Linked DNA regions of Homo sapiens: region 1 is linked to region 2. A link is an interaction called in ENCODE POLR2A ChIA-PET data of the cell type or tissue named here. Cell type or tissue: GM12878. All regions are shown on one strand.

Evidence for each region. Peaks named below come from ENCODE experiments on the same cell type or tissue, not always from the same donor. Only the 100,000 strongest peaks of a DNase experiment are listed, where the experiment ranks them.
Region 1: POLR2A ChIA-PET joins it to region 2 with 5 read pairs; 1 of 35 experiments calls an interaction of 5 or more read pairs at or near these places.

Annotation. Positions count from the first base shown.
Region 1 is chr5:143,410,647-143,418,646 of GRCh38, reverse strand. It overlaps a transcript of NR3C1 not described here. Among named protein-coding and RNA genes, the nearest start is that of NR3C1, 11 kb to the right of the region's middle. In GM12878, no CTCF peak of the experiment used is centred here; DNase peaks (open chromatin) are centred at 176 and 4,301; H3K4me3 peaks cover 1,039 bases; H3K27ac peaks cover 2,821 bases.
Region 2 is chr5:143,736,506-143,744,505 of GRCh38, reverse strand. No RefSeq gene overlaps it. Among named protein-coding and RNA genes, the nearest start is that of MIR5197, 61 kb to the right of the region's middle. In GM12878, no CTCF peak of the experiment used is centred here; a DNase peak (open chromatin) is centred at 5,955.

The DNA of each region.
Region 1 (8,000 bases), 330 kb after region 2:
TGTGCCCCTTCACACCCTGTGCCCTCTTAACTGGGAAAGCCCTGAGGGCAGGGGCCATACCTTATTTACCTCTATCTCCAGCTCACTGCACAGAGGCATTCAGCAGATGACCAGTAAATATGGGCTGTCTAGTAAAAACTTTGCAGTTAGAGATAATGAAAGAAACATAATTACTTCTGTGTGGGTTGAGAAAGAAGGGAAGGGAAAGTCCAGATACTTAAGCAGAAAAAGGCAAACAGTCCAAAAGGGGAAAAGTAACTTGCCCAAATCATGCAGTTGAGGGCAGGAAGAAAGGGGGACAAAGCCAAAACCAAAACCCAGTCCCTTGTCCCAGCCCAGTGCTTTGTCTGCTACGTTACACAAACTGTGATTGTGAAATTAAAGGGTTTTTGATGGCACTGATATAAGTAAATAAATGGCTTTATGAGTTAACACATGACAAGCAATAAACTCATAAAAGGTAAATATTGACAACTGAAGATTATATATCACTATGTTTAGTGTGTGGAGAACCCAACTAGGAATTAGGAAAGCTTGCACATTCAGTCTGGTTTCTTGGCAAATCAATGAGACTTCAAACAAATCATTTTATTTCTCTGTGCTTCTGTTTCTTTTGGCTGTAGTATTTTGCTGGTTAAAGAGCACGTGATCAATGTCTATGCTTTTAAATGTCTGTCTTTATTTGAGCATGCTCAGCTGGATGTGGAAAACCTATGGTTCTCTTGGGTTTCATAAGGATCAAATCCCACAGTGATATGTAAACTTGTGTGGTTTATAGAATTATAGGACCTCAAAGCTGGGAGAGGCCTGATAAATCATATAGTGAAAATTTCCAGCCAGTGCCTGGATTTCTTTTACAGAATCTTTCTTTTATTGGACAGGTGCTCCCTTCACAATCCATGATGTAAGGAGAAAAGGGGCTTCGTTTGAAGGAAGTTAGTGTATTGTGTATGGGCGTGTACTTTCTGCTTGGGGTGTGCCTACAGGGCTATCTCACTTTCTGAAAGCGTAATAATAAGTTACTTTACCATGCATTAATTAAATGTCAGAGACCATGCTAAATGCTTTACAGAGAATATCTTTTTTAATCTGTATAAGAACCTCCTGAGGCAGATAATATTATTAACCTTACTTTTCAGATAAGGAAACTAACATTCAGAAAAGTTAAGTAACTTGCTAAAGACATGTGTCTACTAGGAGGTAGAGTCTCAAGTCTATTTCAAGCTCCTAATAAGTAAATAAATGTCTATTGAATCCAACTAATGACATCCCACTCCATATTCCCCTGCCACTGATGAGAGAGAGAAGTATAAAGTTTATGTAAATAAGACAGAAGCAATGTTTTATATAAGCATTGTGGATTTAATTCCACTAAGGGATTGATTTTTCATCTTAATGGAACTTTTTCTTCAGCTATCAAGTTTCAGTTTCAAGATCGCAAATGCTAAGAAGATATTAAAATATTTTAATACATAATTCCACTAGATCATATTTATAGGTACTGTTAATATATTACCAAATCTACTATAAACAAAACAATAAAACAAAAGGCTGGATCAATATGGAAAGTAGAGTAATAATTTAGGCCCTAAAGAAAAACTACGTAAGACATTTCTTAGAGGATTACCAGGTTTCTCTCTCTCTCTCTTTTTAAACACAGCCTAAAATAGAAAAGCAATTTATGTATTAATAAAAAAAATAGAAACCTGAGGCAGATGTAACCAGAATAGGTGAATTAACTGAAGACTGATATTCTTATTTATGTTTGTGTATTTTAAATAAAGAAGGAGTTTGACCATCTCATCTAGTTAATCATTAAAAGGAAACTCGAGCCAAACTTGTGAAGCAGGTAAAGTTTATTTTTAGACATTCAACTGGCTTCTCTTTTGGGCTCCCCTTTTCTTTTGGGGTCATCCTCCATGTCTGGTAACCTTAACCTCCCTGTCTCTTCCAGAAGGAGCAACACCCCCATGTTTTAGACCTTTACTTCTGATGTCAGGACCCTTTCTGATGCAAGTGTTAGCTAACTCCAGCTGGCTGAAGAGGAAGGAGGAGGAAGAGAAGGAGGGGGAATAATGTATTGAAGTGTGTAATAGTCAAGTCTAGGAGCAGCCCTCACCTTAGGATCTAGACATTCATATTATATAATTGGGAATCTATTTCCAGATCTCTTTGCTTTTTTTTTTTGCAAACCTCAATCCAATGGAGTCTCTAAGTGGTAGACCACAGCTGCTCCAAGCTTGCATCGTATCAGCTTAGCTATTCCTGTTGAGAAACAAGACAAGTTTCCAAGTAGTCCCAGAAAGCCAAGAATTAAGGTGTATCTGTCCCTGTCATGTGCCTATCTCTGATATTACCAGACCTGGCCCATGCAGAGTTACAGATGGGTTAATACCACCATAAGCGCATGGACCAAAGTTAGGGAAAGGATAGTTTTCCAAAGGAAATGTTAGGTCCTAGTATCATATGTGGAGAGGGGATACTTGGCAAGTAAAACAGTACCTATCTACCATGTGGCCACAACAGGGCAGATCAGGGTCCCTGGTAGGATGGAGGCAGCCATCAAGCATTATGGTATCCCTGAATAATCCCTTCCCAGTTCATATGTAAACCAATCCTCTTAAATTGTTAATGCATTTAACATAAGGATGGATTCAGCAAAACTGTATCAATAGCAAAACATGAGGGGTCTCCAGCTAGTAGCCTGTCCTGCATAGCCATCCATGACTACTGCTCTAATTGATTTTTTCTAGAATGTCTAAAGGAAGATGAAAGTAGAAAATGAGCTGTAGTGGACAAGCATTTTTAAAATGAGCCCAATAATGTAGCACTTTTGGGTGCTTGATAATTGTTGCAAATCACATTTGCCTGAGAAATTTCAATTCTATAATAATTGTACAATAGCAGAAAGATCTAGATACAAAAATATTCATTGCAGCATGGCTTGCAATAGTGAAAAATTGAAAACAATTTACATATACTTCAATAAGGAAAGGTTAAAACAATGGTATACTATGCTACTATTACCTGAAAATATTGAAAAGATGAAAAGATGTCCAATAACATTTGATGAATAAAGGTTGAAAAATACATGTAGTAAAATCTCATTTTTGTTTTTAAAAAACATATATGCATGCATGCATCCATGTATAGACAAAAAGGATTTGAAAATATACAATAAATTATAGTTAATCACATTTACCTTATGGTACTGCAGAACATCAGAACTCATTCCTCTTATCTAGCTGTAATTTTGTAATCGTTAACTAATCTCTCCCCATCCTCCCCTTCCCCCTGCCCTTCCCAGCCTCTGATAGTCACAATTCTACTTTCTATTTCACATAATAAAAGTTTTTAAAGAGGGGAATAATGGGGTGGGGGATCTGGAATATACATAAAAACTCAAAAATAATTACAAATTTGTTGCCATCAAAATATAAAAAGAAAAAAATAGTTACATCTGCAAAATGGGATTGTGTGAGGAAGTTTTTACCTTTATACATTTCTACCTTCTGTATGTTTGGATTTTTACAATAAGTATGTGTTATTTTCTAGCATCTTTTGAAGTTTTTTTCTTAAAGGCATAAGTAATATCTAAAGTTATTTTTCATCCTTCTAATGCCGTCTACACAAAGATAACGATTTTTCTTGGATGGCCCCAATCTCTCTTCTGTAAGATCTTTCCCCATTTGTCATATCCATAACTCATAACCTCCTCACCCTTCACTGCTCTCCATTTTCTCTATAAAGTGAGCCCAGTCAGTACTTGTAGGCTTGTTAAGCATTACTTCTAATAAGAAAGACTAACTTGTAAAGCAAATGTGGAAATGTACTAATATAGCATCAAGCACAAAATAGCCATTCAATAACCGAACTATTTAATTCCTTTTTTTTCACACTTCATCCTTTCCCTAATTCCAGAAAGAACTTGAACTGGGTCATAACAAAGACAAATTTAGACAGACAGATAAAGATATCTCATAGGTAGAAATAAAACTGAGTGATTATAAACTAATCACAGGAGGCTCTGTTAGTCTGATGAACAGAAACACACGTGATAAAATCACAGAGAGGTAAAATAGAAAATGAAAATCAGGATCAAGAAAAGGGAAATAAAAATATGCTGGACATCATTCAATAACTATTTGCTGATGGTAATTATAGGGATGGAAAACCCATCAGGCCTATGGAGCTAAAATTAATCAGCAAGTATTCACAGAGTGCCTACTGCTTCTATTACTGGTTCTGGCTTCCTGCCTGCCCAGTGCAGAGGCTTGAGACATTTGCGTGACATTCAGCTTGTCAAGACAGAAGGAGCAAAATAAGCAGACAGAGGCTCACTGCAGCCGCCTATACCCATCATATTGTTGGAATCATATTCAAGTGAGACAAACTCCTTCAGTGGAAGACGATAAAACTAGCTTAAAAGTTGTAAACATCACTTCATCACCCAAAAAAGGCCCAATTAAGTGGAGATACTATTTCTGCAAAGCAATCATCAATTCATTTGTGTAACATTTGAAATTTCAAAGTACAAACCCACATTCTATTAAAGGCAGGAAGTGAAACCAATAAAACTTGTAACAACTATACTTAATTTTCAGGGTTCTTTCCATTGCTGACAAACATTTTAAGTCATGTCTATTCTCTTAAAATGTAAAATATGATGTTTATGTCACTGTTAATATTTTGATAAAAAGCTATTGTCATGGACATCTGGGTTTTTTTCTGCATGCCCAGAAATCCCTTTTCTCCTATTTAAATTTAAAATCTCCAATTATTTGGAGAAGCACCTCCTCTTCTCTCTCTTTCATTTGTACCCCATTCTTAGGTGTCAGTGGTGGGCACTTGAGCTAGGCTTTGCCCATCATAGTACACATTCCTGACATCCCTTGGTCATAGTTATTGGTCCAGGGATAAGCATTTGAACCAACTAGACCAGTGAAACCCCTCCCAGGAACAACTACTAAAATTATGGGAAAAGAACTCTTTCCACTGAAGTTACTAACCTGGCAGGATGTGTTAAATCCAGGTGCCACAGGCCACCAGGTGGAGAGGTGGAGATAATCTTTCCAGAAAACAAAACAAAACAAAACAGGAAAATGAAGCTAAGGGATAAAATTTAAGCCCTTTGGACTTCATTTGAGCCCCTGAATCCAGTCATGCCTCCTGAAATTAAACTTCCCCTGGACTTTTCAGTGAATCAAAAAACTCTGTTTTTAACAGTGGGGTTTCTTATAAATGCACCAAAAAATGACCTAATGAATGTTGTCTACAAGCTTCCATTAGAAGTATTATCTTCAAGAGAAAAAAAAAACAAATAACTTGAAGAAAACCCTTCATAATTCAAGTCAGTCCTGCTAACCTCTAGGAAACCCTCCGTGACCACCATCTCCATATCCACACCCATTTTCCTAACCTTAAACACCAGATGACTTCTTGAAGCTTATGAAGTGCCCTATGCATCTAACACATTTCTGTAAGTCTGCATTGTTCTATAATGACTTGTAACCGTATCTGTCTCCATTTCCTCCAGAGAAGAGATTGTTATCATTTTGATATCCCTGCAGCCTTATACTGGGGCCTAACATATAATAGTTGCTATTTTGTTGAAGGAATTGTATTTTGTTGAAGGAATTCTCTTTTGTTGAAGGAATGAATGGAGAGAATATTAATTAAGAAAGTCTCTTCTATTAATAAACATTCCCTGATTGATTGAAACCATGCCTAAAATAGCTAATCATCAGAAGACCAAAGTAAACAACATATCCAAACTGAATCCTCAAAGTGTTAGTCATTGGTAGCTGTATAGCTGAGAATCTTTCCTTCTTCTGGTCATTAGGGTTGAAAGGGTGGGTGAATGTGGAGACATGATTCTTTCTTTTGCAAAACATTTACTATTTTTTAAACTCCATAAAATGTAATAACTTCTCTTGAAAAATGTTAAAACCCAAACAAAAAAACCTGTAATGTGGAATATAGATTGTAGGTTATAATGGAGGAAGCAGGGAAAGTGGGGAAAACTGTGGTTGCCAGAAGTTTTCTGATAACTAATAGGCAAGACAATAGGGTGGCTTTTGGTAGGGTCCTTCTTTATGGCATAGCAAAGAAAAATAGGAATGAAGAAGTGAGAAGCATGAAAGGGGACAGCAATATATGTGTAACACAGGGTGATTCAGTGTGAGAGTTTTATAATTAAAATTGCCAAATGTGAGAAAAAAAAATCTACTATAAATTGGGATAGGCTCAAGGCATGGAGATGAACAAATAACCCCTCCATGTGGGCAAAAATCAATGAAATTACTAGATGAGTAGCTTAGTATGTGAGTTCCAGTTGCAACATGTTACTGGTATTTGGGGCTTCCCCTCCCCCCTCCCCCCCTGCACTTTGAGGCAATTCGACATTTGACTAACAATCCAGCCTAACTTTCTCCATCTGATATAAAGATATTTACCTTGAAATCCTAGAACTGCCAACATCTCCTACTTCCTACTACAACCCTCCCTGACTCCTTTTCTCTGGCACAGCTTTCTATGCACTCACCCCATTCAACTAAGCCTGCTTACTCTTCACCAGAAGGTCTTCTCTTAGCATAAAAAGTTCCTGGAAGTCCATCTCTTTCATAGAGCTGCTGGATGACTGCTTTGCTTACCTTTGGCCTTCAAAATACCTCTCCTGTCCAACCATAGCTCCCCAGCTCCCCTGCCATTGCAACCAATACAAACTTCGTCATCTTTCCTTGGGCCAATGTGCCTGTCTCCTCACTGCTCTCCCTGCTTTCTCCCTTAGCCCCTACAACTCATACTCCACATCGCAAGCAGAACGAGCTTTTCAAATAGTAAATTAGATTATGTCCATTAGTGTGTTAGTAAATGTTTAACAGCTCCTGAGGGGAACAGAGTATCTATGTGTTTTATAATTTTTACATATATGTATCACATAATTTACAAAAAGCAAGAAAAAATATAACACTCTTAATAGTAAATTCTATATGGCCATGTGATTTTCACAGAACCATTTCAGTGATTTTTGCAGAATATTTGTGTCCATAGCCAACCTACAGCTAAAATTCAAACACGTTTGGCAAAATCAGACCACAAATAAATATCTGATTAATATCCAATCAGCAAAGAAGTCATTCATGGTACTGAAGTCCCAACATGAATGTTGGTTGATATTTTTACATTAATGAGCGAGATAAAAGTGAAGCAACAAAAATGGATGTTGGAACTAAACTCGTTCATTAATGACAGAAGTGACTTCTTTTGCTGATAATAGCTTTCAAGTACTAGAAAAATATTTCCTCAAGTTTTTGTGTTCACAAACTAAGGCACTTTTAAGTTCAATCTTCATTATTAAAATTTCTTCTACTCTGTCAGTCTAGACAATCAACAAAACAAATCAAGCTCTGGTTTGTCATGTTTCCCAATTTCTATAGTATAGGTACTCCACCATGGTTGATTTCAAACTACCAAAATAACATTTCTGAATGCAGCGTTAGGAAGGGATACGCTGCATCATACCATCGTATGGTATGTTCTTATACAGAACAGACAGAAATAACTTTAAGAACATAGATAATAGTAAAATGGAGTAAAATAATTAGGCAGTAAAGTCTTCAGCATTTATTTTTGTTGTTAAAATATTTGATTGTGAGTTTATAAATAATTTGGTTTTTAATAATGACTGTGATTAACAACCAACTTACAAAATCTCTGAAAATTTAACAGTCAGTGCTTGCAAGCTGGTACAATTGTTTCCGGTGCACTACTGAATTATCACTCCCCTGCCTAAAATTCCAGACTGCCCATTGCACTGATTCCCTGGGAAATAAGTGAAAAGAGACAATGATAATTTTCATTTTTGTTGTGGTGAAGTGATAGTGCAAAAATTCCATAAGCTCCTCTAAGTTTTCCAAATAAAGCTTAGTGTTTAAAAACGTTTGAACACATGATCCCATGTAAGGCCTACATTACTTCCTGTGTGATAGGTGGGGTAG
Region 2 (8,000 bases):
TTCATTGCAGGTCTGTGTTACAATGCAGCAAGCTTCACTTGTGGCAGTAAGGTACAATTTTCCTCTGCTGGCAGGGACCTCACCCTCTCTCTGGATCCTTCACTGGGCTTGAGAGGAGGAGACATACCACAGTATTGCCTCCTCCTGTGAGTTTCCTTTTGTTGAATGATTTTTCCCCAGAAGTGTCTCTAGCCACTCACTGCATAAGGGCTGGAGTGGGTGCTGGATGTTGATAGTGGAAAGCCAGTTGGACATCTTTCAGTAAGAATGCTCCAGCTCCTCTCTCTAGAATGTGTGAGTACTTGTCTTCCATTGTCCTGAGATTTGGGGCCTCAGCTAACACTCTGAAACAACTCAAAGAACCCCATTTAATAGCTAGTTACATGTGTAAAATTGTATACATGCGCACACACACACACACACACACATTAGAAGGGATATTTGCCAAAATGCTGATGTTGGTTGTCTCTAGGTAGTTGAATTTAGGAGGAATTTTCTTTGTTCTTTAACATTCTATTCTAAACATGTGCTGTTTTTTGAAGTCAGAAATGAAAAGGGGAAAGAAAGAGCACCAGGCTTGGAGTCCTGCGTCCTTGGATGCCTGTGTCCTGGTCCTGGATGGGCCATCTAACAAGTTCTATAGCCTTGGGAGAATGATTTAAACTCAGTGGTCTCATCCATGAGTTAATTTAATTAGGTTAGAATAAACTATGACCTGAAGCCGGAAAGAAAACCAGCATGTTTATTCATGGCCACCAAAAGTTGCAGAATAAATATTGTACTTATGATAAGTGTGTTTCTTTATTAATCAGATACATACCAAGTAATTGCAGTGTGCCAAATGCTCGGTTGAAATAAGGACCCAGAGATAAATGAAGCCAATACCTAGACTCAAAGACCTCCCTGTCCAGTATGGAAGACAGACCTGCAAATAAGCCCACTGACAATTCAGTGTGGTCAGAGTAGTGACATCAGCATGTGGAAAGGGCAGATGAATTCTAGGAGGCAGGGGAGATTAGGGATCACTTTCTTGATCAGTGATACTGGCACCAAAGTGGGTTCTAAAGAATGAGGAGGAATTTATAAGATAAACACTAGGATACTATTAAAATCACTCGAACATTTTGAAGACAAATAATATTGTAGAGGGCATTTAAGGAGAAATCCATTCTCCTTTGATGTTTTCCAGCTTAATCATTCATAGTCTCTTCCGAAACTCTTCCCAACTGAATCTCAATGCCTTCCTGCACGGTTCATGAAGTCTAAGCATACATCTGTTTGTAGAATCTCTGCAGTGAAGAACACACAGTTCTCAAGTCTCACTTTGGTCCTACTTGCTTTCTAATACTGAAAATGCTAAGTAAACAAGATTCTTATCTGATTATTAAGACATTCACAGGGTTCTCTAAGACAAGTGTCTCCTCTTCCCCTCTAACCCCACAACGAGTTCCTGTTGGTGGAAACTTGAAAATAATCAAGCCTAATTTCTTAAAATTATTCTAACTCTTGAACTTTTCCCCGATTGGCCTCCCTCCATTGGGACGACCTAATGAGAGTGATTCCGTCGATGCATGTGGAACCATGGCACGGAGCTGGCACACAGAGAGGGATCTACATCACATCCAGGTTAATGATGGGATTGGGACACATGTGGACGCTACAGAACTGGTAACCAGGATGCAGTTAAATAAAGATTCTCTCAATATTTGTTCAACATTGATTCAACAGAGAGACAGGAAACTGCATGGAAGCTGGGGGCAGCCCTCCACCTCTCCATTAATGTTCTAAGTGATTTAACTGCCCATGAACTTGCCCTTTCCTTACAGCAAAAGTGAGGTTCCACAGAGAAATGGCACTGTGCTTTTTAGCAGGCCATTTGGTGATCATCTAATGTGACTGCACATGCCCCTTGGAAGTCTGACCCTCTCCATCCCCAAGTGTCTCATTAGAATATCCATCCAACTATGTACAGTGGACTGCTGATCCCCAGGGGAGTCCCAGCAAGATTAAGTGTATTCATATTGTTGCACATGCAGAGCCACTTGGGTGACTCTTTTAGTGGACATCACAGTCATCCAGTCTGTAAGGATCAATCCTGGTCTCTCTCAGAATCCCATGAAGAGTCTCTCAAAAAGTTAAAGAACCTCACATTTACATTTCTATTATGAGTCAATGTAGACTTATTCCCAAATCCTAATATATTCTTTCTGAAAATGGAATTGTGTAGCTGAAATGCTGAACTGCAACTAAACTGCCTGGCATCATGTATTTTAAATTATCTAATTACTTCTCTTTCTACCCTTCCAGACTATGGTGTCCTTGGAGTCAAGTACTGAGTCTTCTTTTCACTTAACATTTATCATTTAGTGTAGAGCTTGAAGTAAATAGAAATTAAACCAGACATCTTCCACCAACATCTTCCAAGAGTTTTTGAGAATTGTCTTTCAAATATTTCAACTTTGGGAGGAAGCCTTTTCTTTTTACTTCTCTAAAGTAGTCTGCCACTGTGGTACCCTCAGCTCTATATATTTTCGAGCAACCAGTTAACCAGTATCAATCAACTCAAAGAGTTTTGACTTCTAACCATGTGATAGGCATCAGGCTAAGTCCTGAGATACAGAAATGAAGGTACCACCCCTCCTACTCACACAGCACACAAACTGTGTGCAGATGTAAATCTTGTACGTGATTAAATTACAGGCTTAACAGTCTAGTCACTCAATTCAGTTTTACCTGTCTGAATACATTAATTCAATTTTACAAAGGAAAGACCCCTTCCTTCATTTTCTTGTACTACCCTGAAGCTAATGCAGAGAATACAATTGTATGAAGCTGAAAATCAAGCTCCATTCGCCCAAAAAACAGGAAGTTGCCCGTGGCTTCTTCTAACCTTCTCCTTCCTTTTTCTCTGTTTAATTCACGAAACTTCCTCAGTCTACACCACCTCAATACCACATGGGGAGATCCAGTCCATAAGGATCAACTCCGATCTCTCTCAGAATGCCATGAAGAGATGTCCCAAAGAAATAAAGAGGCCCACACTTATATTTCTATCTTAAAACAAAGCAAGCTCATTCCCAAATTCCAGTAAATTTTCTCTAAAAAGGGAAAAGCCACACAAGGAGGATTACAGTTTACAGGAAGTGAGGAAATGACCATTCTAAGAAAAAGCTGTCGAAGGGACCACTTACATCCAAAGATGGGAGGGACACAAATTAATTTTTTGCCCTGACTGAGGAAAGGTAAAGTTAATAGAAGGAAGAGAATCTCAGAAAGGGAAATTAAAGCCAACATGCTTCTGGCTTCTTGAGACTGCCCCCTGAGTTAATTAATTACCTGTGAGGGGATTATGAAGTGAGTTGTGAATTTCTCTTACTTCACACACACACACAAAAGGAAGAACCACAGTGTGAATCTATTTTAAGAGCTAGAAATTGGCTTGGGGAAATTGCTGATATACTGGGAATAAAAGAAAAAGGGATTTAAAAAAAAAAACCCTCCTCAGCAGTAAGAAGTAGGAGGAGAGCTACTTTAACAATCTCTGAGCTGTTAATGCAGTCACAATCTGGATCCAGGACAAAGTTAGGGATTTCTTTCCTTCCTTCCTCTATTCTTATTTTCTTACCTTCCTCTCTCTCTTCCTTTCTTCTTCTTTGATCCAACTGGTAAACATCTGTTATATGATTGGTACTGCCCCAGGCACTAGGAAAACAGAATGAGATCCGTAGTCCCAAATAATATTAATTCATAAGGAATAAGAGGGAGAAAAAAATTCCATTAAATTTCTCATAGGAAAGAAAGAGGAAAAACTGAGGGGAAAAAACTCCTGATGAATGGATAGGACAGAAAGTGAAATTCTGCTGGGCCTAGATATGGCTGAGGATTCACATGAAGAGAGAAATTCTTTTGATGTAGCAGAGTGAAAGAAGAAAGGCGGGATGGAGCGATCAAGATGGTGAAACACTTCACTCCAAAATGTGATTCTTCACCAAAGGCACCAAACGTTCAATTAGGAATCTCGTGAAAACCAGTAAAGGAACTGAGTTCTGTGTACAGGGTGTCACATAGCACAATAGAAACTGTAGGCAAAGGGCCCACAGAGACCATAGAAGAACCACAGAGGAAGATGAGGGCAAGGCCACAGGGACTCCTAGGAAAAGCTTTGCACATCACAAGCCATGTAACTGTGATCCAGGCTGGGTTTGGACAGACTTACAGGAGCCAGGAAGCTTCTAGGCTGCATTGAGTTTTCACATTCAATTAGTTATAACAGCACATTTGAAAGTCCATAAACTCAACATCTGAGGATAAAAGAAGAAAAATTATTACTACACTACAAAGCCCAACTCACCTGCTGGTGGATCAATAATATCATCCATGAGGCCCAGGGGCCCAAATGGCCATAGATAGGCAACAAGGAACTCCATGAACTCCCTAAAATTATATGCAAAATGTTGTGAAAATATACAGTGAAGCTCTGCATAATGATTTTTTGGTCAACAGACCACATAAGATTACAATGGAGCTGAAAAATTCCTTTCACCTAGCAACATCATAGCACGATGCATTACTCACATGTTCATGGTGATGCTGGTGTAATCAAACCTACTGCACTGCCATCCATACCAAAGTATAGCATGTACAATTATGTACAGTACATGATATTTGATGATAATAAATGGCTATGGTACTGGTTAGTGCATTTGATATAGTATACTTATTATCATTATTTTACAGTGTACTACTTCTACTTATTAAAAATCAACTTAATGTGAAACAGCCTCAGGCAGATCCTTCAGGAGGTATTCCAGAAGAAGGCATTGTTATCATAGGAGACGACAGTTCCATGAATGTTATTGCCCCTGAAGACCTTCCAGTCGGACAAGATGTGGAGGTGGAAGACAGCAATACTGATGATCCTGACCCTGTGTAGGTCTAGGCTACTGTGTGTGTTTCTGTCTTCGTTTTTAACAATAAAAAAAGAAGTTCAAAAAGTAAAAAAATAAAAAGTAAATTTTTAAAATAGAAAAAGTTTATAGAAGGATAAAGAAATATTTTTGTACAGCTGTATAATGTATTTGTTTTTAAGCTGTGTTATTATAAAAGAGTCAAAGAGTTTTAAAAAGGAAAAACTTTGTCAAATAAAAAAGTTACAGTAAGCTAAAGTTCATTTATTATTGAAGAACAATTTTTTAAATTTAGTGTAGCCTAAGTGTACGGTGCTTTTAAAGTCTACAGTAGTGTACAGTAATGTCCTAGGCCTTCACCTTCACTCACCGTTCACTCACTGACTCACCCAGAGCAACTTCCAGTCCTGTCAGCTCTATTCATGGTAACTGCCCTATCCTGGTGCACCATTATCTTTTATACTGTATCTTTATTTTACCTTTTCTATGTTTAGATACACAAATACTTACCATTGTGTCACCATTGCCTACAGTATTCAATACAGTAACATGCTGTACAGATTTGTAGCCTAGGAGCAATAGGCTATCCCTTACAGCCTAGGTGTGCAGTGGGCTACACCATCTAGGTTTGTGTTAATACACTCTGTGATGATTACATGAAGATTAAATTGCCTAATAAGGCATTTCTCAGAATGTATTTCCATTGTTAAGCAATGCATGACTGTGTGTACATATATATACACACACATTTGTGGGAGAAGGATCCTTAACCTTCATTAAGTTTACAGAGTGTAGTTATCAATGAAAATAACCCCATTTACTGAGTGTTCACTATGTATTACTATGAGAAGAACTTCATACATAATTATTTCATGCTTATAGCAACTCTATTTAAAAAAAAAAAAAAAAGACTATTTTAAGTACCCTGAACTACCTGGGGATTTCAAGAAGCCTCACAAAAGTCACACCACTAGTGAGTGGCAGAGCAAGGACAAACACTCATGTCAAAGTTATTAGCCTTCATGCTCCATTGCTTCCCACTGATGTGCACTTTGAACTTTGCTGAATTCTGAGTCTGATTTTGTTACCAGTTCAAATGTTGCTTTTCCCCAGAGAAAAAGATTAGAGAGATTAAGTTAGGTGTTTAATAGGGATCAGATTCTACTAATATTTTCTGAAGTTCTAAACGTTTCAAGCACTTTCATCTGTGATATTCCATTCCATCCTCTCATTCCGTTTCATCCAGGGCAATGATGTAAATATATCTGTTGGTTTGACAATTGGGAACGCTGACTTCAGAGTGGTCAAGTCACACTACTTTGGGTAAAAGGTGTAGTGGGTTTTACGTCGAGGTCTTGTATGCCCTGATTCCATTTCCCTGCCTCAAAGGAACAGTAAAAGGCTTTCCAAGAAGCCAATGATTTTTTTGTTTTTTTAAAGCTCCTGGCTTGTGAACTCTGAGTTGAAGAAGACTCATCCAGAGGTCATTTGAATTGTTATTATGAGACTCATCACATCAAATTGCAGTTTGAATTTTGCAAAATAAAAAAAAAGGGCCTCAGAGACATAGTTTTACTGCTGGGGATAGAGGTCTATAGAATGTACCAGGAGAGAACAAAGTCACTGGGGACTTTTGACTCTTAGGTTTCCCACTTAGCTATCCCAATGGAAATACATCCCACCCTTTGAAAACTTCACAGGGTCATTCTGCCTGCTTTACTCTGACTGGTATTCTTTCCACATGCTGTGGGAATAGCTTAGCCCACCACACATGCAATTCCTTGAGGAGAACAAAAAGAGCTGCAAGCTGAAATAGACCCTTCTTACTAAGCAGTCTGTGCTTGTGCCCAGCATAGATGCAGATGCCCCTGTTGAAAGTAAACCCTGGAATTTCCAGGAGACAACCACAGGGTCATTGACATAAAGGGAAGACCAATCCAGACCCCAGCTGGAGTCCTTTCACTAAACTGAGGAAGAAGACATAGAGGGTAGATTATTATATTTCTGTGGCACATAGTTGGATGGAATCTATTGGATGATATTTTGCTAACCATCGCTTAGTTGGAATAGAGGCAGAGTACAACAGTTCAACATTTCTAAAGTGGAGAAAGAAAAGACAGAACAAAATAAGTTCTATGAAAGAGCCACCACAAAGGGAGAATTGTTCTTTCTTCTTGAGGAGGATGACATATGACAACTTCAAACCCCACAGAAGTAACAACTGAAGACATTTAACTGACTTAACGGCAGCTTCATTGGCCATTTGTCATGTACTTACTGTCTAAACAACACTTGAAGGAAAAAGAAAGCTTTTCTAAATTGCTCCGTGTAAGTAGTGAGGACTGCTAATGAGAGGCATCCAACTCCCCAGAGGAAAGGATCCAACAGCTAACTCTAGTGCTGTGATGCTCAAACTGCATTAGCATTCGTGGGGAGTGTCTTAGAAATGCAAATTCTCAGGCCTCACCCCAGATCTACTGACCAGAATCTTTGAAGATGGAACCCAGTAATCAGTTTTAACAAGCCCTCCAGGAATTCTGGTGGACGCTGCAGTCAAAGAAGCTCTGCTTTAGAGCACAGTAGAAGTCTGTTCGACTAAGAGTCAGACAGACAGGGGTTTGGGGTCCCACCTTTGACACTAACTCATGGCACAACTCCAGACAAGGTGCTCTCTGAGCCATGACTTCATTCTACTCCGTGGGGATAATAATGGTAATAGCAGGGCTTTGTAAGGGAAAATATACATGAGGACTTAGTGAGTGGTAAATGCTCATTCAGCAAATGGTAGCCTTCACTGGGATCATTGAAAAGAACATGATTTCATTGCTTCACACAAAGGATAGAGATCTGTAGAATGTACCAGGGAAGCTGTTGTTGTTGAACTTGCATGGTGTCTAAGCATCCTTCCTTTCAAACTTTTTTTTTTTCTTTGGAGATGGAGTCTCACTCTGTCACCCAGGCTGGAGTGCAGTGGCACAATCTCAGCTCACTGCAACCTCCACCTTCCGGGTTCAAGTGATACTCCTGCCTCAGCCTCCCAAGTAGCTGGGATTACAGACGTGCACCACCATACCTGGCTAATTTTTGTATTTT